5 separate regions of the Homo sapiens genome follow, and regions 1, 2, 3 and 5 are each linked to region 4. Evidence: chromatin contacts called from ENCODE Hi-C or POLR2A ChIA-PET data. All regions are on one chromosome and are shown on one strand. The core of a region is the stretch at or near the end of the contact, and the rest is flanking DNA. Distances in the headings are between cores, read along the strand shown. Region 1 holds the start of BCL7B (BAF chromatin remodeling complex subunit BCL7B). Region 2 holds the start of TBL2 (transducin beta like 2). Region 3 has its middle 33 kb from the start of EIF4H. Region 4 holds the start of METTL27 (methyltransferase like 27). Region 5 holds the start of CLIP2 (CAP-Gly domain containing linker protein 2).

Region 1 (4,451 bases), core at 352-2,851, 280 kb before region 4:
GTTCTTAGGTTTCACCAAAACCTCGGAGGATTAAAGGTGGACGAGGAAAACCATGAGTATGTTAAACTAATATTTATACTGAAACCCAACTATATATGAAGCCCTCAGACATAAAAAAGAGAAGGAACTTCCCTCTTGTGGGGAAATGGACAGATAAACACACAAATAAAGTCCAACGTACCAACGACCTTAAAGGAGGTAAAGGGATGGGAGGAGTTAAGGAAAGCTTCCTGGCGGGAGGTAACATCTACTTGAACTTTTATTTTCTGTAGAGACGGGGTCTCACTATGTTGCCCAGGCTGGTCTCAAACTCCTGGCCTCAAGCGATCCGCCCACCTCAGCCTCCCAAAGTGCTGGGATTACATGCCTGAGCCACCTCACCTAGCCAGACCTGGGTTTTTAAATTATTAGTAGTAATTGGCTATACAAAAGAGCTGACGAAGTTGGCTGTGAAAGTTTAATGTGATGACTCCGATACACACCGATATAGTATGTATCGGAGTTCCGGATACTAAACAGGGGCTCAATCGGCATCTTCCATGAACATTTTAGACACGGGGTCTCTCTCCGTAGCCCAGGCTGGAGTGCCGTGGCACGATCATAGCTCACTGCAGCCTCCAACTCCTGGGTCCCAGCAATCCTCCCACCACAGCCTCCCAAGTAAGGATGTGCACTTTAAAAAGACCACTCTGCTACTTGGAAGTGAGAAAAATAAAATCACACAGTGCAAATGATGAACGGACTGGGGAATGAACAAGAGCAGAAGCAGGGAAATTAGAGGGAGGCTGGTACATAGTTTGCAAAGGACTCTCCTGACAGCCGCCGGGGCAGCAAGAGAAAATGCCTACCAAGCTCGCGGCGCAGGGGCCGGTTACTGGGGGAAAGGGAGGGGTATCCCTCTGGATGACACCAGGCTTGCTCCCTTGACAGATGGACTAACCCAGAAACTCACCCAACTTCAACGCCTGAATACGCAGAGCGCTCAGCCTGGCGGGCTGACACCACTCCAGGGCTACTCGCTATTATCAAGAGGAAGCCTGGAAACGCAGGCGGGGCCACTGCCCAGGAAGAGGGGAGGGCGGGCCCCGGGCTGGGCCGGGCGCGGGCACCGACGCCAGGCAGCTCCAGTCCGGGCCGGAAGCCGGAATCCCCTCCCAGGCGGCGCGCGGCAGCAGCCGCAGCAGGTGGGCGGGCCCGCGAGCCGGGAGGACCGCTGATTGGCCGCGGCCGGCGCGCCCTCTGACCTCACGCCGACGCCAGCGGCGCCCTCCTCCCGCCTTCTCCCGCACCCCCCTCCCCCAGCGCCGGCCGGTCGGCTCCCACCTGACCCGCCAGTCCCACGCTCCTCAGGGCCTGGATCCGCGACCCCCGCCAGCCCCCTAAGCTCCGGCCCCTCACCATTTCCGCACTTTCTCGATGGCCGCCATCACCTTCTTGATGTCGTCCTTGGCCCGGCTGCGGGTCTCCGCCCGGACCGACCGGCCCGACATGGCGGCGGCGGGAGCGGCGGGGGCCGGGGCACTGCTCCCAAGACACCGGGGATCGCGCGCCTCACGCGCCGCCGCCCGCCCGCCGCCGCCGCAGCGTCACAGCGGCCGTCGCCCCCTCCGTGCGCGCGTGCGCGAGAAAGCGCGCGCACCCGCCCGCCCCTTGGGGCTCACGGCCTCAGCGCGCCTGCGCGCCCCGCCCGGGGCGTCCCTCCTGAGTGCCCCGGGAGTCCCCTGAGCCCCCTACCCGGGCCGGGGTGCGAGGCGGGTTGGGCGCACGTGCTTGTGGTCAGGGCGAGGTGCGAGGTGCCGCCGGTGGGCAACCTGGTTCTCTTCCCTGAGAGTTTGGAGGTCGGCTCCCTGCTCTGGCCAGCGTGTTAGGAACCTGACCCTGTGGAACCGCACTCCTGCGCCATCTCTGTCCTCCCGCCTCTCCTGCCCAGCACCTTTGCCCTCTGGCTCCTACGCTGTGCTCCAACCACGCCTTTCTTAAGGATGGCTTCCGGTCTTTGCACACACCTGTTCCTCACCTGGAATCCCCTCCTCTCTTTACCAGATGAACTGCTTTCCCAGCATTCAGACCACATTCTTGCCTTTTCTCGAGTATCTAGTAGTCCCAAGTATTTGGGAGGCTGAAGCGGGAGGATCACTTGACCCCAGGAATTTGAGGCTGCCGTCAGCTATGATATGATCGCACCTGTGAATAGCCACTGCACTCCAGCCTGGGCAACATATGGAGACCCCATGTCTAAACGAGACCCCGTCTCTAAAGTAAATAAATAAAAAGATGTCTATTTTGTGCAAGACTCTGTACCTAAAGCTGAAGACATACGTGGTTTTGGTTTCAAAGAGCTTCCAGTTTGTTTATTTATTGAGACGGAGTCTCGCTCTGTGACTCAGGCTGGAGTGCAGTGGTGTGATCTCCGCTCACTGCAACCTCCGCCTCCCGGGTTCAAGCGGTTCTTCTGCCTCAGCCTCCTGAGTAGCTGGGATTACAGGCGGGTGCCACCACGCCCAGCTAATTTTTGTAATTTTAGTAGAGACGGGGTTTTATCATGTTGGTCAGGCTGGTCTGGAACTCCTGACCTCGTGATCTGCCCGCCTTGGCCTCTCAAAGTGCTGGGATTACAGGCGTGAGCCACCACGCCTGGCCTTTTTTTTTTTGAGACGGAGTCTCGCTCTTTTGCCCAGGCTGGAGTACAGTGGTGTGATCTCGGCTCACTACAATCTCCGCCTCCCGGGTTCAAGCAATTTTCTGTCTCAGCCTTCCGAGTAGCTGGGATTATAGTCGTCCGCCATCACACCCAGCTAATTTTTTTATTTTTAGTGGAGATGGGGTTTCACCATGTTGGTCAGGCTGGTCTTGAACTCCTGACCTCGTGATCCACCTGCCTCGGCCTCCCAAAGTACTGGGATTACAGGCGTGAGCCACCGCACCCGGCCCAGTTTATTTATTCATGTGGAGAGGGGATCTCACTATGTTGTCCAGGCTGGTCTTGAACTCCTGGTCTCAAGGGATCCTCACAAAGTGCTGGGATTACAGGCATGAGCCACTGTGACTGGCTGAGCTTCCAGTTTAGTAGAACATTCAGACGAAAAAAAAATATTTATTTTTTACTTTTACTTATTTTTTGGTACAGGGCCTTGCTCAAGTGATCCTTCTGCCTCAGCCTCCTGTGTAGCTGAGACCACAGGCGAGGGCCACCATGCCTCGCTGACATTTTTTTTTTTTTTTTTTTGGTAGAGACAGGGTCTTCCTATGTTGCCCAGGTTGGTCTTGAACACCTGGACTCAATTGATCCTCCTTCCTCGGCCTCCCACAGTGCTGGGATTGCAGACGTGAGTCACTGGGTCCAGCTTCCCAAAGCATATTTAAAATGCTATTTGATAAATGCTAGCCTAGGCGGAGCATGGTGGCTCACGCCTGTAATCCCAGCACTTTGGGAGGCCAAGGTGGGTGGATCATTTGAGGTCAGGAGTTTGAGATCAGCCTGTCCAACGTGGCAAAACCCCATCTCTACTAAACATACAGAATTAGCTGCTTGGAAAGCTGAGGCAGGAGAATCGCTTGAACCCAGGAGGTGGAGGTTGCAGTGAGCCAAGATCGCACCATTGCACTCCAGCCCGGGCAACAAGAACAAAACTCCATCTTGGAAAAAATAAATTAATTAAACAAATAAGTAAAATGCTATTTGATAAATGCCAGCTTAAGTAGGGGAGGGGAGGTGTAAGATGCTATGGCTTTTATTCCTAGTCTGCAGCAAAGAAAAAAGAGGTGTTATGACAACCTTAATCTTGAAGCTGACCTCTAAAAATAGGGTAGGTGCTGTTACTCCCAGGGCAGTGTTCACAGATGCTACAGATGCTCAATAAATGTTTGCATGAATGTTGAATCCAGTGCAAGCTCTTGTCCTCTTTGCCCCCACCCAATTGCAGGCAGGTGTCACCCACGCTTGCAGTATGCGGAGAGGGTCCTGTAGCAGCTGTTTCAGGACACAGCTTGGGACAGAAAGCAGATTGGTAGTGGCTGTTCTCACCTATAAAGAAACTAATTTCCATGTGCTCCAGAGAAATGCCTAGCTAGCCCTGAACTTGAGACAGCCTCTGATTATGAGTCAGCCTTTCATGATCAAGCAACATAGGGCAAGCATATGTCATCTTACTGGCGAGGGGGCCAGAAATAGCTTCTGCCTGACTGAGGAGTGCAAAAGCTGAACCAGCATGTGGAGTGAAAAGATGATTCTAGAAATAACGGGATCAAAGGTGGCACATTTGTTGTTCAGACCCAGCCGATCCAAAATAACCGCAGATTGCCTAAGCACCTGCTGTACGCCCTAGCACAGTGGACACTGCAGGTGATGTGAAGTTGAGTAAGACACACTCCTTGTCCTTGGGGTGAAGGTGAGGAAAGCAGTAGAAAGGCAGAACATACGTGCCAAGAGAGAGGCCAGCCCTTGAGACTTC
Region 2 (4,956 bases), core at 640-3,139, 260 kb before region 4:
AGCTCCTGGGCCCTGCAAACAAACACAGCCACAATCTGTCCTCTGCTTCCTTCTCTCCAGGCATGTCTAACAAGCCCCCCTCCTCACACTTAAGTCATACCAAATGCTGTTTGGGGACTCCTTGCCTTCTCGGGTATTGCCATTGGCAGGAATGTCTTTTTTCCTTGGCCTTCTGGCAAACTCTTCTTCTAGAACCATCCTTTGAGACCCCACACTACCTCATGTGCCCCCTATTCTCAGTAATGATTTCCCTAACAACCACCTCCCCCATAAAAGAACAGGACTCGGCCAGGCAGGGTGGCTCACGCCTGTAATCCCAGCACTTTGGGAGGCCGAGGCAGGTGGATCACAAGAGGTTAGGAGATTGAGACCATCCTGGCTAACACAGTGAAACCCCGTCTCTACTCAAAAAATACAAAAAATTAGCCGGGTGTGGTGTCGGACGCCTGTAGTCCCAGCTACTCAGGAGGCTGAGGCAGGAGAATGGCGTGAACCCAGAGGCGGAGCTTGCAGTGAGCCGAGATCCCGCCACTAGACTCCAGATTGGGCGACAGAGCAAAACTCCGTCCCCCTGCAAAAAAAAAAAAAAAAAAAATGCAGGGCTGGCCGGGCACAGTGGTTCACGCCTGTAATCTCAGCACTTTTGGAGGCCAGGACGAGTGGATCACCTGAGATCAGGCGTTCGAGACCAGCCTGACCAACGTGGCGAAACCCCGTCTACTAAATATACAAAAATTAGCCAGGCGTGGTGGTGTGTGCCTGTAGTCCCAGCTACTCGGGAGGCAGAGGCAGAAGAATCGCTTGAACCTGGCAGGCGGAAGTTGCAACGAGCCAAGATTGTGCCACTGCACTCCAGCCTGGGCAAGAAGAGCGAAACTCTGTCTGAAAAATAAATAAAAAGAGCAGGGCTGCCCACTGACTCTCTGGTGTTTCCCATTTCTAGTACTAACCTCTTCTATGAAACTTTTCAGAGACAGGCTCTTGCCGTCACCCAGGCTGAAGTACAGTGGCGCGATCTATCACAACTCACTGCAGCCTTGAATTCCTGGACTCACGACACCCTCCTGCCTCGGCCTCCCATGGAGCTGGGACTACAGGGGCGTGCACAACCACACCCAGCTAATTTTGCGTAGAGATGGGGTCTTGCTATGTTGCTCAGGCTGGTCCCAAACTCCTGGGCTCAAGCGATCTCCCTGCCTCGGCCTCCCAAAGTGCTGGGAATACAGGCGTGAGCCACTTCGCCTGGCCTCAGTGAAACTTATTTCACCGTGTTTTTCACTTACATATTTAGGTGTTCATAATACAGATGTACTTCTCCTTTACTGGACTCCTTACAGAAAAAGACCCCAAAGCCTATCACAGGGTCATAGATGCCCAGTAAATGCTGCTGCACATCACAGAATTGGTGCTTTTTCCGAGATCGCGGCCACGGAGCAGGCTGAAGAGTTTACGGTGCTCTCCTGGCCACCCCGGGGACGGCCTGGCCTCGGCCACAGAGAAAGCCGCAGTAAGGGGCCCAGGTTGGAGCCAGTCCCGCCCCAGGAGGTGCGCCTAACCCGGCAAGGCGGGTCCCCGTCTCTGGAAGCGAAGCTCACGTTACCAGAGGAGAAACTGAGGCCCATGGAGTCGCCGGGCCCCACCAGCCGCGGGCCCAAACCGCAGGTCGGACCACGAGGAGGCCGGGAGCCGGGACACCGCGGGCCGCCCCCACCCGACCCGGCCCCACTTACAGGCGGGCCGGCCGCTCCTCTCCTCCCCCGCGCGCAGCCACCCCCGCGCTACCGCCGCCGTCGCCATCAGGGCCAGCAGCCCAAGCAACACCGACAGCCCCATGAGCTCCGACATCTGCGAGAGCTCCATGTTGGTGGAACCACTGCCACCTCAGCTAGTGAGTACGCGGGCGCCCGCACGGCTCTGCCGGGCCGCGCACGCACGCGGGGGCGCGGCCTGGCCGTTGGGGAGCCTCAAGCGGCTGGGCCTGGCCGTTAGAGCGCCTGGGGGCGGAGCCTGGTTGTTACAACGCCTTCAGGGCGGGGCCTGGCCGTTAAAGCACCTCAAGGGGTGGGGCCCGGCTGTTGTGGCGCTCGAGGGGCGGGGCCTGGAGTTAGAGCATCTCCACCCGCCGAGCCTAGTTATTAGAGCGCCTCGAGAGGCAGAGTCTGGAGTTAGCGCGTCTCGAGGGGCGGGGCTGGGTTGTTAGAGCGTCTCGAGGGGCAGAACCCGGAGGTAGAGTGTCTCGAGGGGCGGGGCCTGGAAGTAGAACATCTCGAGGGGCAGGGCTCGACCCTTGGTGCGTTTCGAGGGGCGGGTCGCCTGGCGGTTGAGATTGCAGGGCTGCGGAGGGCGGAGGAAGGCGGGATTTGCGATCACTGCTCACGCCTCCTCCTGAAGAACTCACTGATAATTGTTTATTAAAGGCATTATTCCAGCCATCACCACACTGGATCCTTTCAAGGAAGCGGGGCGGGGATTATTATTACCATTTAACGGATAGGAAACTCAGCATCAGCGAAAGTTCAGATGGGCTTTTAAGGAAGAGTAGGCCAGGCGCGTGGAGTGGAACAGCCTCCGCAAAGACCTGAGAAGCTGGGATGTGGGAAATGGCTAGAGGGGCGGAAAGGTCTGGGGGACGTTGAGCGCTGGCTCCATCCAACAAGCTGCTCATTACAGGGAGAGGTGGGGCAAAAGCTGTGTCTGAGGATTCCCTGGATGGACCTTTGTGTGAAAAGACCAAAATCAGAAAACCGGCAGTGGCTTCAAGGATCCGAGAGGGAGGTGACGAGGGCCTGGATTTGGGGCTGGCCTGGCAAGTCGAAAGTTAAAAGGGAGAATTTTTAATAGAAAACTTATTTTATTTATTTATTTATGTATTTACTTTTGAGACGGTTGCCCAGGTTGGAGTGCAGTGACGCGTCTCGGCTCACTGCAACCTCCGTCTCCCGGGTGCAAGAGATTCTCCTGCCTCAGCCTCCAGAGTAGCTGGGATTACAGGCGCGTGCCACCATGCCCTGCTACTTTTTGTGTTTTTTATAGAGACGGGGGTTTTGCCATGTTGGCCAGGCTGGTCTCGAACTCCTGACCTCAGGTGATCCACCTGCTTCGGCCTCCCAAAGTGCTGGGATTACAGGCGTGAGCCACCATGCCGAGCTGGGAGATTATTTTTATTTTTTATTTTTTGAGATGGAGTCTCGTTGCACTGTCGCCCAGGCTGGAGTGCAATGGCGCCATCTCTGCTCACTGCAACCTCTGCCTCCCGGGTTCAAGCGATTCGCTTGCCTCAGCCTCCCGAGTAGCTGGGATTACGGGTGCCCGCTAGCATGCCCCGCTAATTTTTTGTATTTTTTAGTAGAGACGGGGTTTCGCTATATTGGTCAGGCTGGTCTTGAACTCCTGACCTCGTGATCCGCCCGCCTCAGCCTCTCAAAGTGCTGGGATTACAGGTGTGAGCCACCGCGACTGGCCCAGACCAGGAAATTTTTTCATAGAAAACTTATTTTTTTTTTTGAGACAGAGTCTTGCTCTATTGCCCAGGTTGGAGCGCAGTGGCGCGATCTCGGCTCACTGCAACCTCCGCCTCCTGGGTTTATGCCATTCTCCTGCCTCAGCCTCCCGAGTAGCTGGGATTACAGGCGCCCGCCACCACGCCCGGCTAATTTTTTAAAAATATTTTTAGTAGAGACGGGATTTCACCGTGTTAGCCAGGATGGTCTCGATCTCCTGACCTCATGATCTGCCCGCCTCGGCCTCCCAAAGTGCTTGGGGGATTACAGGCTTGAGCCACCGCGCCCGGCCAGAAAACTTCTTTTAAGGCCGGGTGCGGTGGCCCATGCCTGTAATCCCAGCACTTTGGGAGGCCGAGGCGGGAGGATCACCTGAGGTCAGGACTTCGAGACCAGCCTGGCCAACATGGTGAAACCCCGTCTCTGGCCAACATGGCGAAACCCCGTCTCTACCAAAAGTACAAAAATTAGCTGGGCGTGGTGTCCCACGCCTCTAATCCCAGCTACTCGGGAGGCTGAGGCAGGAGAATCACTTGAACCTGGGAGGCAGAGGTTGCAGTGAGCCAAGATTGCTCCACTGCACTCCGGCTTGGGTGATAAGAGTGAGACTCCATCTCAAAAATAAATATAAAATAAATAAAAAAAGAAAGAAAGAAGAAAACTTCTTTTAAAATAATTACAGCCGCCAGGCACAGTGGCTAAAGCCTGTGATCCCCAACACTTTGGGAGGCCAAGGTGGGAAGATTGCTTGAGCCTAGCAGTTCAAGACCAGTCTGGGCAACATAGCAAGACCCCATCTCTATAAAATAAATAAATAGGCTGGGTGTGATTGCTCACACCTGTAATCCCACCACTTTGGGAGGCCCAGATTTTAGCCCAGGAGCTTGAGCCCAGCCTGAGCAACATAGTGAAACCCCGTCTCTACCAAAAACTACAAAAATTAGACGAGCGTGGTGGCACATGCCTGTGGTCCCAGCTACTTGGGAGGCTGAGGCAGAAGGATCACTTGGACCCGGGAGGTGGTTTTGCAGTGAGCCGTGATTGCATCACTGCACTGCAGCCTGGGTGAGGGTGAGACTCCGTTTCAAAAAAAAAAAAAAAAAAGTTAAGGCTGGGCACGGTGGCTCATGCCTGTAATCCTAGCACTTTGGGAGGCTGAGGCAGGCGGACCACCTGAGGTCAGGAGTTCGAGACCAGCCTGGCTAACATGGTGAAACCCTGTCTCTACTAAAAATACAAAAATTAGCCTGGCATAGTGGTGCGCACCTGTAATCCTAGCTACTCAGGAGGCTGAGGCAGGAGAATCGCTTGAACCTGGGAGGCGGAGGTTGCAGTGAGCCAAGATTGTGCCACTGCATTCCAGCTGGGGCGACAGAGTGAGATTCCGTCTCAAAAAAAAAAAAATTAGCCAGACATGGTGACATGTGCCTATAGCCCCAGCTAACTGGCAGGCTGA
Region 3 (4,625 bases), core at 1,130-3,629, 300 kb after region 4:
ATCGTCCGTGTAACTTCATTCTTCCTGGATGCTGGACAAGAGCTTGGGACCCAGTGAGTGAGGATACCCAGAAAGGCTGTCACACTGGGCCTTTGCCCTCGCCTGTGAAGGGCAGCTGTCCCCATGTGATGAGGCAAGGGGCCAGCTGATCTGCTGACATGTCACCATCTGTGGACAGCAGAACTAAAGGAGCACTGTAATAACACCCCCTCTGCAGCTTCGGGGACACGGGCACCCTCACCTAGGTGCTGCTGCTTTCCCCTCAAGGTGACATGCCTGCTCTGGCCATGGGCCCTGCATACAGCTTGCTCCTGTGTTGGTGCCTGGAGAAGCCAGCTGGCCAGATCCCACACTTAGTCACTTGTGTGCTCCCTCCTGCAAGGGGTTGAGCACAGGGGGCTGAGTAGATGGGGCATCCCTTCCATGAGTCCAGCGAAGGTGCCTAGAAAAACCCTGCATCACCACTGAGCTACTTTCCCAGGAGGTGAGGCATTCCCAGTCACAGGATGACACAGGAGGGTGGCACAAGACATAGGTGACAAAAAACCTTGCTGATAAAACAGGTTGCAGCAAAGAAGCCGGCCAAAACCCACCAAAACCAAGGTGGCGATGAAAGTGACCTCTGGTAGGCTGGGTGCGGTGGCTCAACGCCTATAATCCCAGCACTTTGGGAGGCCCAGGCGGGCGGATCACCTGAGGCCAGGAGTTTGAGACCAGCCTGACCAACATGGAGAAACTCCGTCTCTACTAAAAATACAAAAAATTAGCTGGGCGTGGTGGCACATGCTTGTAATCCCAGCTACTCAGGAGGCTGAGGCAGGAGAATTGCTTGAACCCGGGAGGCGGAGGTTGCAGTGAGCCAAGATCGTGCCATTGCATTCTAGCCTGGATGACAAGAGTGAAACTCCATCTCAAAAAATAGAAAGAAAGTGACCTCTGGTCGTCCTCACTGCTCATTATGTGCTAATTATAATATATTAGCATGCTAAAGACACTCCCATCAGTGCCATGACAGTTTAGAAATGCCGTGGCAACATCAGGAAGTTACCCTATATTGTCTAAAAAGGGGAGGAACCGGCCGGGCGCAGTGGCTCATGCCTGTAATCCCAGCACTTTGGGAGGCCAAGGCAGGTGGATTGCAAGGTCAAGAGTTCAAGACCAGCCTGGCCAAGATGTGAAACCCTGTCTCTACTAAAAATACAAAAATTAGCTGGGCATGGTGGCGGGCGCCTGTAATCCCAGCTACTCCAGAGGCTGAGGCAGGAGAATTGCTTGGACCCAGGAGGCAGAGGTAGCAGTGAGCTGAGATTGCACCATTGCACTCCAGCCTGGGTGGCAGAGCAAGACTCTGTCTCAAAAAAAAGTGGGGAGGAACCCTCAGTTCCAGGAATTGCCCGTGCCTTTCCCAGAAAATTCATGAATAATCCACCCTTGTTGGGCATGTAATCAAGAGATAACTATAAAAAATATCCAGCCAGCAACCTTAGGGGATGCTCTGCCTATGGAGTAGACATTCTTTGTTCCTTTACTTTCTTTTTTTTTTTTTTTTTTGTGAGATGGAGTCTCACTTTGTCATCCAGGCTGGAGTGCAGTGGTGCAATCTTGGCTCACTGCAACCTCTACCTCCCCAGCTCAAGCGATTCTCCTGCCTCAGCCTCCCAAGTAGCTGGGATTACAGGCGTATGTCACCACGCCCAGCTAGTTTTTGTATTTTTTAGTGGAGACAGGGTTTCACCATGTTGGCTAGTCTGGTCTTGAACTCCCAATCTCAAATGATCCGCCCACCTTGGCCTATCAAAGTGCTGGGATTACAGGTGTGAGCCACTGTGCCCAGCCTATTCCTTTACTTTCTTAATATACTTGCTTCCACTTTACTCCATGGACTCGCCTGGAATTGTTTCTTGCGTGAGATTCAAGAACTCTCTCTTGGCTGGGTGTGGTGGCTCACGCCTGTAATCCCAGCACTTTGGGAGGCCGAGGCAGGTGGATCATGAGGTCAGGAGTTTGAGACCAGCCTGACCAACATGGGGAAACCCTGTCTCTACTAAAAATACAAGAAAATTAGCCGGGCGTGGTGGCACGTGCCTGTAATCCCAGCTACTCAGGAGGCTGAGGCAGGAGAATCACTTGAACCCGGGAGGCAGAGGGCGCCACTGCAGTCCAGCTTGGGCAATAGAGTGAGACCCTGTCTCAAAAAAAAAAAAAAAAAAAAAAGATTAAAAAAGAACCCTCTCTTGGGGTCTTGATTGGGACTCCTTTCCAGTAACAGTGTGAAAGAAAAATAAAATCACCAGACCCCAAACTCACTATGTCAAAGGGCAAAAAGCTAAGCTTAGGAACTGAGTCATACAGGAAACTGCATTTTCTTTTGTTCCTAACCAGATAGCTGCAAGATTGAATGCCACGTATCTCCACAGGTGGCTTCCCTCACCCTGACCATGTAAATTCAGCTTACCTTCACAGGTACAGGACAAATAAAAAAATAGAAATCTGGCCAGGCATGGGGGCTCACACCTGTAATTCCAACACTTTGGGAGGCTGGGGTGAGAGAATTGCTGGAGCTCAGGGGTTGGAGATCACCCTGGGCAACCCAGTGAGAGGCTGTCTCTACGGAAAAGATTTTAAATTAGCCTGGTGTGGTAGTGCACACCTGTAGTACCAGCTACTCAGGAGGCTGCATTGGGAGTATTGCTTAAGCTCAGGAGGTCGAGGCTCTAGTGAGGTGTGATCGCACCGCTGCACTCCAACCTGAGCAACAGAATAAGACCCTGTCTCAAAAAAAAAAAAAAAAAAAAAAATCATGGCCGGGCGTGGTGGCTTACGGCTGTAATCCCAACACTTTGAGAGGCCAAGGGATCACCTGAGGTCACGAGTTCGTGACCAGCCTGACCAACATGGTGAAACCCCGTCTCTACTATAGACAAAAAATTAGACAGGCATGGTGGCACATGCCTGTAATTCCAGCTACTTGGGAAGCTGAGGCAAGAGAATCACTTGAGCTGAGGCGGCAGAGGTTGCAGTGAGCCAAGATTGCACCATTGCATTCCAGCCTGGGCCACAAGAGTGAAACTCTGTCTCAAAAAAATAACAATAATTTTTTTTTTTTTTTGAGGTGGAGTCTTGCCCTGTCACCCAGGCTGGAATGCAGTGGCACGACCTTGGCTCACTGCAAGCTCCGCCTCCCGGGTTCACGCCATTCTCCTGCCCCAGCCTCCCGAGTAGCTGGGACTACAGGCGCCTGCCACCACGCCCGGCTAAATGTTTTGTATTTTTAGTAGAGACAGGGTTTCACCATGTTAGCCAGGATGGTCTCAATCTCCTGATCTCATCATCCGTCCGCCTAGGCCTCCCAAAGTGCTGGGATTACAGGTGTGAGCCACCGCGTCCGGCCAATATTTTTCTTTTTTTTAAATCATACTTCCAGGCCAGGTGCGGTGGCTCACACCTGTAATCCCAGCACTTTAGGAGGCTGAGGTAGGCAGATCACAAGGTCAGGAGTTCGAGACCAGCCTGGCTAACATGGTGAAACCCTGTCTGTACTAAAAACTACAAAAATTAGCTGGGCGTGGTGGCACACACCTGTAATGCTAGCTACTCAGGAGGCTGAGGCAGGAGAATTGCTTGAGCCCGGGAGGCGGAGGTTGCAGTGAGCTGAGATCACACTACTGCACTCCTGCCTGGGGGACAAAGTGAGACTCTGTCTCAGAAAAAAATAATAATAATAAATCATACTTACCCCCACCCTAAGACAAAAGCATAATTGACTTCTTCCTCTACTCTGTGTTTACTTTATCTTGTGTAAAATACAGATATATTTAGCACAAGATGAATTCATAATTGACTGTTCCTTTTTCCCTCCTTTCACATGTGTTAAAAGAAAAACTTCAGCCAAATTAAATTTAAGGGAGTTTAATTGAGCAATGAACAATTTGTGAATCGGGCAGCCCCCAGAATCACAGCCGATTCAGACAGACTCCAGTGCAGCCATGTGATGGAAGAAGATTTATAGACAAAGGGAAATGACATACAGAAGTCAGTGAGGTACAAAAACAACTGGATTGGCTACAGGTCGGCATTTGCCTTATTTGAATATGGCTCAAACAGTTGGCTACATCTGACTGGCCAAAACTCAGTGATTGGCACAGGGTGTGGGCTATGGCCGAGTTATACCTCCGCTTGTTACAGTTCACAATGTACAGAAAAACCTTTAGGCCAAATTGAAATATGTAAAGAAGCAGCTTTAGGCTAAACTTGATTAACGTATGTAAGATGTGGATTCAGTGATCATGAATGAAAGCCTCACAGAAAGTGACCACTTATTTCACTACCTTCCCTAGTGTTTTTGTTGTTGTTGTTTGTTTTGTTTTGTTTTGTTTTTTGAGATGGAGTCTCACTATATCATCCAGGCTGGAGTGCAGTGAAGCGATCTTGGCTCACTGCAAGCTCCGCCTCCCGGGTTCACGCCATTCTCCTGCCTCAGCCTCCTGAGTAGCTGGGACTACAGGCGTCCGTGACCACGCCTGGCTAATTTTTTTGTATTTTTAGTACAGACGGGGTTTCACTCCGTGTTAGCCAGGATGGTCTCGATCTCCTGACCTCGTGATCTGCCCACCTCGGCCTCCCAA
Region 4 (5,029 bases), core at 2,403-4,902:
ATGATTTCCTGTCCTGCAGCCAGCCAGCGCCTCCTCGTTCTCATGCTCAGCCCCTCTCCTTTCTGCCTTAGGGTGCACCCCATGTGGATTCCTCACCTGGTCTTGGAAATGCCTCTCTTCTCTACATTCATGGAGCAGGACCAGGCACAGTGGCTCATGCCTATAATCCCAGCACTGTGAGAGGCCAAGGCGGGCGATCACTTGAGGTCAGGAGTTCAAGACCAGCCTGGCCAACATGATGAAACCCCATCTCTATTAAAAATACAAAAATTAGCTGGGTGTGGTGGTGGGCTCCTGTAATCCCAGCTACTTGGGAGCCTGAGGCAGGAGAATCTCTTGAACCTGGGAGGTGAAGGTTGCAGTGAACTGAGATTGTGCCACTGTACTCCAGCCTTGGTGACAGAGCAAGACTCTGTCTCAAATTAAATAAATAAATAAATTCTGGGAGCAGTGAGCACTCACGGCTCTCGTGGGGCCACCTCTGACCAGGCCCTGTGCTCTCTGGCCCCTTCCTGGGCCCCAGTGGGTTGGAGATCAAGGCCCAGAGGGCAGGGTCTGAGCCCTCTGCCCAGAGCAGAACAAAGCGCTGAGCAAGAACACAGCAGGAGACGGGAAACACACCTGCCCGGGCAGCGCAATGTGCAAAGTTTACAAACGGTGCTCACAGCTCTCATCTCCCCTGAGCAGCCCCATTTCCCAGATGAGAAGACTGAGACCAGGAAAGAGAAAGAGATGCTCCAAAGGCAGTCTATGAATGAGTGAGGAAGCAGTGAGAGGAAGGAACAGAACTGAGCCCTCACTGTGGGTCAGGACCAAAGCAAAAACCTTAGAGACAGGATTTCACCTGATTCTCACTGCAGTCCTACGGGGACTGGATTGTAGCATTTATACCACCTGACTCCCAGACTGGGAAAAGGAGGCTGCAGAGGAGGGTGGAGTTGCTCCTGGTTGTCCATGGATAAGAGCCGAGCTGGCCACCTGTCTGCCCGGCCTGTTTGCCTGGGTCTGCTGTTGGTGGCTGGGATGTTAGGCTAGGCTGTGTGTGACGCTGGGCAGGACGCTGCCCCTCGCTTAGCCTGAGGGGCTCTGGGGCCTGTGTCTGCACTATGCACAGGGGAAGGTATATGGTGACGGGGGTTGGGGGTGGTTGGCTGGGCTGCTCCTCACCTGGCTTGGTGACATGTAGCTCAGGTATCGCATTGCAGGGCACCTGGCCGTCACTGAGGGCACCGACTATCAGCACCGCGTCGAAGGTCCCTGTGTGTGTGTGGGGGGGGGTGGGGACATGGTGTGATGCTTGGAAGGTACTTTGTCTATGGTGTGGCCTCAGACCACCCTAGGGGTGGGACGAGGCTACTACCCGCATCTGCAGGACCCAGGTCCCCTAGAGGATAAGGTAAGTATGGCCCAGTTCTGGGCTGCAGTCAGATCGTGGGGTGCAGGGTTGAGTGAGGGACTGGGAGCTTAGTGTGGGAGAGGGATGGAGGATCAGCAAGGGAAAGGGCTTCATGAGGGTGGGCCTCGGGGTGTGGAGGTGGGAGAGAAAGTACCTTCCGGGCTGGGCAGAGGCTCCTGGCCCAGGGTGCAGAGGCTGAGGCGCTGATAGAGGCCGGGGGCCTGGGCCTGTTCCAGCATCCCTGGGCTCCCATCCACCCCATGCAGCTGGAGGAAGCCTGGAGCCCGCAGCTGGGGTAGGGGTGGGAGACTCAGTCATGGTTCACACCTGCCACTTCCCGGCTGGGTCCCTGCACCTTGGCAGGGCAGTGGACTCTGCACTGAATGTGGCCCATGCATTTGCTTTTTTTAAATTTTTGAGACAAGGTCTCTCTCTGTCGCCCAAACTGGAGTGCAGTGGCGTGATCATAGCTCACTGCAGCCTTGAACTTCCGGGCTCAAGTGATCCTCCCACCTCAGCCTCCCATGTAGCTGGGACTACAGGCGTGCACCACCCTGCCTGGCTAATTTTTAAATCTGTTTGTAGAGACAGGGGTCTTGCTATGTTGCCCAGGCTGACCTCAAACTCCTGGCCCCAAGCTGTCCTCCTGCCTCGGCCTCCCATAGTGTGAGCCACAGTATGCCTGGTCCTGTCTCATGCATTTGAAACAGTGAGTCTGAGGTGTGGGGCAGGGTTCTGGGGCCAGGGGCAGTAGGAGATTTGAGGAAGTGCGGGGCTAAGGAGTAGGCAGGGGATCTGGAAGAGCCTCACCTCGGCAGCCACTAGGCCTGTGCCACAGGCCACGTCCAGGATCAGGGCACTGTGGGGCGGGCCTGGAAGGGCTTGTGTGAGGCAGTCCACTGCGAGGCGGGGCGCACGGTACAGCAGGGTGGCCACATCCTGGGGAAAGAGTGCCGGGCCTACAACACCGGTGCCCCAGTGTTTGGGGGATCTCCCTTATGGGGTGGTCTCAGAGTCTGCCAGGCTAAGCTGTGTGTGTTGGGGATCAAGCCTGGCTGGGGCTAGCGTGAGGGGACGCCCAGGCATGAGGTGCTTCCCATTGCTAAAGGGCCAGGACTGGAGAGTTAGCCCCCAGCCCACTGTACAGTAGACTCAGCCCTCCAGGGACCTTCTCTCCTGGCCAAGCGGCTCTCTCTGCTGAGTCCACATGACTTTTTTTTTTTTTTTTTTTGAGACAGAGTCTCCCTCTGTCACTCGGGCTGGAGTGCAGTGAAGAGATCTTGGCTCACTGCAACCTCTGTGTCCCGGATTCAGGCAATTCTCCTGCATCAGCCTCCAGGGTAGCTGGGATTACCAGGCGCCTGCCACCACGTGGGCCTGGCTAATTTTTGTATTTTTAGTAGAGTCAGGGTTGCACCATGCTGGCCAGGCTGGTCTCGAACTCCTGACCTCAGGTGATCCGCCCGCCTCGGCCTCCCAAAGGGCTTAGGATTACGGCTTGTGAGCCACCGCGCCCGGCCCCACAGTGACTTCTCAATAGCACCTCCTCCAGGCAGCCCCCCTCAGGAGGTCATGGCCCCTGATGGGGCTGCCAATCCAGAGCTGTGGGGCGGGTTCTGGAAGGGGCAGGACTGTAGGGTTCTTAGCCAGGCCTCACTTCGTCCTCACAGCCGCCCCCGGGTGCAAGGCTGATTCCCCACTTTACAGGTAGAAAAATGGAGGCTGGTCTAGTGGAGGCAAGGCCCCAAATGAGTTTACCTGGTCGTAGTCCGGAGCCCAGCGGTCATAGAAATGGAGCTTTTGGGCCAGGTCGGGGATGCCATGCGCGGCCCTGACCCGCGCCCGCACCTCGGGCAGGCTCCCACCCTCCTCCTGGGCCATGCTCCTGTGGGGACACCGTTGCCCTGTCTCGAGGTCCACCTCAATCGCCCATCCCCTCCTTTCCCCCTTCCCTCCTCCCCCTTCAGAGGAGGCTGCCAGGCCTCCTGCCAGCGCGACCCCTATCCCGGCCCCTATCCCAGATGGGGACACTGAGCGCAGAGAGGGCGGGCTTGGATATTTACACTCTGGGGCTGCAGGGCTGGGGGAAGGGCAAGGTGGGAGAAGGGGGTGCCCCGCGGCTGGAGGAAGGACCTATCTTCCTCTTTTCCGCCCTCCGACTGAGAGAGGGTCGGAGGTGGGCGACATCCGGAGCGAAACGGTCTCGAAGGAGGCCGGAGTCAGAACTCACCGCCAATCCAGCGCGCCTCGGGCGTGTGGGCAACAGGACTCGGGGCGGGGCCTGTGTTGCGACCCTGGCCACACCCTCACCGCCTGCCCGCAATGATTGGTTTTCCGCTGAGAGAAAATAGCCAGTCAAAGGAAGGCGCTGGCAGTCTGCCCGCCCCCCCCCCCCCCGCCAGCCAATGAGCTCAAGGCTTGTGGCCCTCCTCCAGCCTTGGTAGAGCAGGGACTGCGGAGATGTTTTCCTGCTGTGCGGGTTTAGGGGCTTCTCGGTGGTCTGGCCCCGGCCTCCCCCTCCACCGTCAGGTAGCAGCACCTCCACCATCCCCCTCCAACTGCCCTCCTGCCTCCTGAAGTCCTTTATGCTTCCTGAAAGCATGAGGTTTGTAGGCACTGGGGAGTCTCTGAATTCTTATGGGCAGGAGAGGGACCTAGGATTAGCTTTCATTTTTACTTTGTATTTATATTTACTTATTTTGTTTTATTTTTGTTTTGTTTTATGAGACAGGGTCTCACTCTGTCGCCCAGGCTGGAGTGCAGTGGCTTGACCATAGCTCACTGCAGCCTTGAACTCAAGCTCAAGCCAGCCTCCTGCCTCAGCCTTCTGAGTAGCTGAGTAGCTGGGACTACAGGTGCATGCCACCTTGCCCGGCTTTTTAAATTTTTATCTATTTATTTTTATCTTCGTAGTTTTTGTAGAGACAAAAAATGTTGTCCAGGCTGGTCTTAAACTCCTAGTCTCAAGCGATTCTCCCACCTCTGCCTCCTGGCAAATTTTATTTTAATAATTTTATTTTAAAAAACCGTACTGGCAAATTTTATTTTAATAAGTTAAATAGCCACATGTGGCTAGTGGCTACTGTATTGGACAGCAGAGAGAGTCTTGCGGCTGGAAGTGTGACCTGAAGATACGCAGCGTCAGCCTCCGTAACATCTTGGTTTCCTCTAGGAGATGCCCTAGGGAAGCTTGTGAGAAATGCAAAAATTAGGCCGGGGCGCAGTGGCTCACACCTGTAATCCCAGCACTTTGGGAGGCTGAGGTGGGCGGGTCACTTGAGGACAGGAGTTTGAGACCAGCCTGGCTAACAGGACAAAACCCCATCTCTACTAAAAATACAAAAATTAGCCGGGCGTGGTGGCGGGCATCTGTAATTCCAGCTACTCAGGAGGCTGAGGTGGGAGAATAGCTTGAACTTGGGAGGCACAGATTGCAGTGAGCAGAGACTGCGCCACTGCACTTCAGCCTGGGTGACAGAGCAAGACTCCATCTCAAATAAAAAAAAAAAGTAAAAATTCTCAGTTGACCTGGGACCTTCTGAATGAGAATTAGATTTCTGGGACTGGGGCCCAGAGTTTCTGTGTTTCTACAAACTCTGCAGGCGATTTCTAGGCAGCTGAAGGTTCAGAAGC
Region 5 (4,799 bases), core at 1,232-3,731, 450 kb after region 4:
CCACTCACCAGCGGCCAGGTAAGGTCTGTTGACCGCAGGCTGTTGCTCTGAATAATACTGGGGGCCATCAGTGAGGGAGGCAGTACCTGTGAAGGTTGGGGGCCCCTGCCTACCTCCTGAGGCACATGTGGGAGGCTAGATCTGCTGGGCAGGGGCTGGTGAGCTCAGGTACATCCCAGCAAGACCCATGTCACCTTGGCAAATCCCTGCCCCATCCCGTCCCGTCCCGTCCCATCCCATCCCATCCCTTCTGTTGCCCAGGCTGGAGTGTAGTGGTATGATCTCCACTCACTGCAACCTTCGCCTTCTGGGTTCAAGCCATTCTCAAGCTTCACCCTCCCGAGTAGCTGGGATTACAGGCATGTACCACCACACCCAGCTATTTTTTGCATCTTCTGTAGAGATGGGGTTTCATCACGTTGGCCAGGCTGGTCTCGCACTCCTGACCTCAGGTTATCTGCCCGCCACCACCTCCTAAAGTGCTGGGATTACAGGTGTGAGCCACTGTGCCTGGCTGGTTTATAACTGTTGATATACAGGTTATGCATCCCAGCCACAAGGAACAATTAGCTCCCTGTTTCCTGAACACTGCCCTCTCCACCCTGAGTCCCCTCCCTCCCTATGGGTTCACACCTCCTACAGAAGCCCAGTCTTTCTGGAGTTCACTCTGAACCTCCTCCCTTATTAGTCTCCAAGTCTGGCTCTCCACACCAACTGGGCACCCCCTCAGGGCTGACCCCATGCCCAGCCTCCATCATTACAGCATTGCATGTTCGCTGAACTGAATTGAAACACTCTCCCCAATTTACAGATGGGGAAACTGAGGTCAAAATGTTTAGGCCAGGCACGGTGGCTCACAGCTGTAATCCCAGCACTTTGGGAGGCTGAGGTGGGAAGATCATCTGAAGCCAAGAGTTTAAGACCAGCCTGGACCCCAACATAATGAGACCCCATCTCTATAAAAAACACAAAAAATTAGCCGGGCATGGTGCATGCCCGTAGTCCCAGCTACTCTGGAGGCTGAGGCAGGAGGATCATTTGAGCCTGGGAGTTTGAGGCTGCAGTGAGCTGTAATCACACCACTGCACTCCAGCCTGGGTGACAGAGTGAGACCCCTTCTCTAAAAAAAGGTTCACTCACTTCTCAAAGATTATGGATACCAAGACAGTTGAGGGGTGGTAATGTTAACTTAGTAAGTTCATTCATTCATTCAACAAATATTACTGGATGTCTACCCTCTGCCAAGCATTGCACTGGGTCCCTTAGGGGATAGGAACAAGATCGTATGTGGCACTTCTCTCCCGCAGAACAGTGGTCTCACCATACAGACCACAACCTCCCCCAACACCCACATTCCTGCACTCAAGGGAAAAGCAGGGACATTTAAGCTGTGCTTTGAAGGGGGAATATGATTTGTCAAACAGAGAAAGGGGGCAGGGCAGGACTGGTAGAACGGCCAGCTAGGTCAAAGGCATCCAGGCGAGCTTATCAAGGGGGGACAGAGGGAAACCAAGCCACAGAAGCCAACCGCAGCCTGGGCATGGACAGGGGCTGGGGCTTGGTCACTGTTTAGTTCCTGAGCTGTCACTTGGCATCTGCCTCTCCACGCAGGAGGGGACCTGGCAGCTGCCTCAACTCCTCTGAAATAGCAGTACATGCATCCTGTCCTGGGGAGGGTTCATTTGTATCTTGGAAGCTGATCACCATGAGATCCTTTTTTTTTTTTCTTTTGGGACGGAGTCTCGCTCTGTCACCCAGGCTGAAGGGCCGTGGCTTGATCATGACTCACTGCAGCCTCGACCTCCTGGGCTCCAGCGATCCTCCCACCCCAGCCTCCCCAGTAGCTGGGACCGCAGGCGCGCGCCCAGCTAATTTTTGTATTTTTTGTAGAGACGAAGGTTACGTTGCCCAGGTTGTTCTCGGACTCTTGGCCTCAGGCGATCTGCACGCCTTGGCTTCCTGAAGTGCTGGGATTACAGGCGTGAGACACTGCCCAGGCTATGAGATCCTTGATAACCATGAGACCCTGTGCCACAGTTCCCCACCCACGCTGGCCCCAACACAGACCTGAAGTTTTCGCCCCAGCTGCACTGTCCCCCTCCTCATCCTTTCTGTCCAGCGCCAACAGCATCTCACCTTCCCAAGCTGCCGTCCTTCCCAATGACCAGAGACATCTTTGCAAGCATAGCATGGCTGGAGGATGCGTTTCACCAAACGCGATGTAAGCACCACCAGGTGCCCAGCGCGGAGGTGGATGTGGGCGAACCCTGGACGCCCCACAAAGGACAGCTGCGGCCTGGGAAGGGAAGGAGATGGAGCGGGGAGAGGGGGAAGAGGTTGCTCCGCGTTTTCCGCCCGCCCGCCTGCTTTCCGCGAGGCACTGAGGCCTGAAAACCGCGAGGCCGCCCACGCGCGCCTGACCCGCCCCCCCCTCCCGCCCGCCCCAGGCCCCGCCCTCCCGCGCCCGCCCCTGCGCCGGCCCCTTTTGTTCCCTCCCGGAGCCGGGCCGCTGGCTCCGCTGGCTCCGCTGGCTCCGCGGGCGCTCAGCTCGGCTCGGCCGCGGGGCGCGCAGGCGGCTGCTGGGCGGCCTCGGTGCGCGCCTCCCGCCTTCCCAGAGACGTGGCGCGAGGCCCGGGCCCTGAGCACCTATCGCGGGGATCCCCGGCGCCAGGAGGGGGTGCAGCCGGTGGGCAGCGCCGCGCAGGGAGGGGCCGCAGCATCCTCGCCCCCCAGCGCGCCCGGGCCCGAGAGGAGGAGGCCGGGGCTCTCCGGGCCTCCCGCCGCTTAGCCTGATGCTGGAAGGACGAAGGTAGGGGCTGCTGGAGGGGCCGAGGGAGGGGGTCGCGCGGGCAACAAAGGACGGAGAGATGCGGGGGGCGGCGGCCTGGCCGAAAGCGGGGCTGCGGGCCCGGAGGCATTGTCGGGGCGTGGGCGGGGGCGGGAGGGTTCGAGGCCGGCCGGTGGGCGTGGGCGGGAGCTGGCTGGGGTGTGCCCCAACTTCCCCGTTGCTTGTAGGAGAGGAGGGGGCACTGCTTGGGGTGCCAGGGTTGGGGGCTATTCCCGGGCTGCGGGTCCCCCTGTTGAAGGCATCACCAGCCTCATCGGGGTCCCTACCCTCGGACGGGGGTTTGGCCCTTCTGTTGGAGGGTCGCCCGTACCCCCTTCCAAGGGCAGAGCAAGACGGCTGGACGCGCCGCAGGGCTCTCTGGGCTCACAGAGCCTGGGGAGCACAGCCTGGTGGGCGCGGCCATGCAGCCCCCATCTCCAAACCTGGGGTCTGGGAGAACAGGGACTGCCCCCCTCTCCTCCCTGCTACACCCTCTGGGGTCGCCTGGCCGATGGCCTTTGCAAAACTTGGTTGAAGTGCTTGGCTGAGGTGGGGTAGGAGGAGATTGAGGCGGGCGGCTTCTCTCAGGGGGTGTCCCCCCAAGCTGGCGCTGGTGGCTGGTGAGGCAGCAGATTTTCTGCCCTCCTCCCGGGGAGGGGCGGCGGCCGCGGAGGATGCTTGGCTGAACCTTCAGGGCCCGCCCGTTTGGACCTTTCAGGCAGAGCTTGGGCCGAGCGGGTGCCCACTGGGCACTGCCACGCAGGCCCCAGCCCCACCCTGGGAAGGACGGGCAGAGGGAGCACCTTGGGGGGAAATCACCCACCCAGCAGTGTGTCCCCCAACGTCTGAGACCCCTCCTCTCACTTCTGGGTGAGAAGTGGGGGTCTGGGATGAGGGGGTCTGCCGTCACTCTTGCGCGATGCCTGAGGGAGGTGGGTGGGGTGGCCTAGGGCTGTGGGCAGAGGAGGAGGAGGGTGCGGGGAGCACCACGTGTGTGCTTCAGAAGCCTCTTCCCTTTCGGTTGTAAATGTAAACAATAAGCCCTTCATTCAGCTGCTGTTACCTGGCCTGGCACTTCTAGGGGCTGGCTGGTCCACAGGACAGCAGCCTCGGTGTCCCCAAAAAGTGCAGCCCCGGGGGTTGATGAGTGCATTAGTGGGGAAGCTGGGGGCATAGAGGGGGTCCCCTGGAGGATGGGGCAGACCAGGAAGCTTCATAGAGCATCTTGCAGAAGTTTGCTGCCAGGTTGCCTGAAGGGGGTTTCGTGCAGGAGAAATAGCGTGAATAAGGGCTTGGAGTCAGAAAAGGAGGCTATTGGGTTAGAGAAACAGCTTAGGATTTAAGGAACTTAGACCTGCGTTGAGCACAGGATGCATTCTTGTCTGCAGTGCCTTGCGGGGGAATGATGGGATTCTGGCTTCAGGACAGGTGGAGGCGGTGGAGATGGAGAGGGGCTCCAAAGGCAGAAGAGGCAGGTGGAGGCGCCTGGGAGGAGCCTCCTCCACACACACCTGTGTGCACCTGCAAACTCCAGCCCTCAGCACCGTGCAGGCTGGGAAGGTGGTGCCTGGAATTCTGCACTCAGAGCCCAAAGTCCCAGCAGGGGGAATTTACTCCAAGGAGCAGTAATCGCTTTCCGGCATCTGCTGTCTACCTTGGCGGTGAAGAGTTCAGATGCTGGAGCTTAACAGCCCGGGTTCAAATCCCAGCTCTGCCACTCCCTAGCTATGTGACCTTGCACATTGCATCTCTCTCTGCCTCGACATCCTCATCTGTAAAATTGGGATCCTTATGGTATCTGGCTTTTAGGGTTGTTAGGAGAACTGTGTGCCCTGTGACAGAGTAGATGTCCTATAAGTGTTGTTGCTGCCGTACAGAGTGGCTTCCTGGCCCCACTCACACACGTTTCAGGGAGAGGAGGCTCGTGCCCCTTCCAGGCTGTTTGTCCTTCTTCAGCACCCTTGCTGGTTAG

Evidence for each region. A loop is a pair of places that touch in the nucleus more often than their neighbours do. ChIA-PET counts read pairs that join two places held with the same protein, here RNA polymerase II (POLR2A). Pooled maps may share reads with other maps.
Region 1: a loop to region 4 is called in a pooled map, with 12 times the contacts of the local background. The contact joins the promoter of BCL7B here to the promoter of METTL27 in region 4. A Hi-C loop is called at or near these places in 8 of 50 pooled maps. POLR2A ChIA-PET finds 5 or more read pairs at or near these places in 7 of 52 experiments (Caco-2, HCT116, MCF 10A and 3 more).
Region 2: a map of CD8-positive, alpha-beta T cell shows a loop between it and region 4 (13-fold over the local background). The contact joins the promoter of TBL2 here to the promoter of METTL27 in region 4. A Hi-C loop is called at or near these places in 2 of 168 maps with a recorded cell type or tissue (CD8-positive, alpha-beta T cell and naive thymus-derived CD4-positive, alpha-beta T cell), 4 of 37 single-sample maps with no recorded cell type and 12 of 50 pooled maps. POLR2A ChIA-PET finds 5 or more read pairs at or near these places in 9 of 52 experiments (AG04450, GM10248, GM12878 and 5 more).
Region 3: POLR2A ChIA-PET joins it to region 4 with 13 read pairs in BJ. The contact joins the enhancer-like site here to the promoter of METTL27 in region 4. POLR2A ChIA-PET finds 5 or more read pairs at or near these places in 2 of 52 experiments (AG04449 and BJ).
Region 5: a pooled map shows a loop between it and region 4 (2.3-fold over the local background). The contact joins the promoter of CLIP2 here to the promoter of METTL27 in region 4. A Hi-C loop is called at or near these places in 4 of 50 pooled maps.

What each region holds. Positions count from the first base shown.
Region 1 is chr7:73,556,089-73,560,539 of GRCh38, forward strand. BCL7B (BAF chromatin remodeling complex subunit BCL7B) reads right to left here and starts at 1,602. Exons shown (of 6, transcript NM_001707.4): 1 at 1,399-1,602. The coding sequence starts at 1,490. RefSeq lists silencers at 938-1,387, 1,408-1,457, 1,478-1,587, 1,638-1,877.
Region 2 is chr7:73,576,690-73,581,645 of GRCh38, forward strand. TBL2 (transducin beta like 2) reads right to left here and starts at 1,890. Exons shown (of 7, transcript NM_012453.4): 1 at 1,731-1,890. The coding sequence starts at 1,860. RefSeq lists a silencer at 1,502-2,141 and an enhancer at 2,472-2,541.
Region 3 is chr7:74,139,497-74,144,121 of GRCh38, forward strand. No RefSeq gene overlaps it. Among named protein-coding and RNA genes, the nearest start is that of EIF4H, 33 kb to the right of the region's middle. Within about 2 kb of position 2,380, at least 2 of the 41 ENCODE cell types and tissues checked have a DNase peak (open chromatin) inside an H3K27ac peak, as active enhancers do.
Region 4 is chr7:73,838,864-73,843,892 of GRCh38, forward strand. METTL27 (methyltransferase like 27) reads right to left here and starts at 3,653. Exons shown (of 6, transcript NM_152559.3): 1 at 3,627-3,653; 2 at 3,155-3,281; 3 at 2,207-2,335; 4 at 1,551-1,686; 5 at 1,168-1,257. The coding sequence starts at 3,277. RefSeq lists an enhancer at 3,292-3,591 and a silencer at 3,712-3,811.
Region 5 is chr7:74,286,926-74,291,724 of GRCh38, forward strand. CLIP2 (CAP-Gly domain containing linker protein 2) reads left to right here and starts at 2,482. Exons shown (of 17, transcript NM_003388.5): 1 at 2,482-2,809. LOC107986742 (a long non-coding RNA gene) reads right to left here and starts at 2,382. Exons shown (of 2, transcript XR_001745024.2): 1 at 2,137-2,382. RefSeq lists silencers at 2,401-2,870, 2,891-2,960 and enhancers at 2,836-3,480, 3,481-4,124.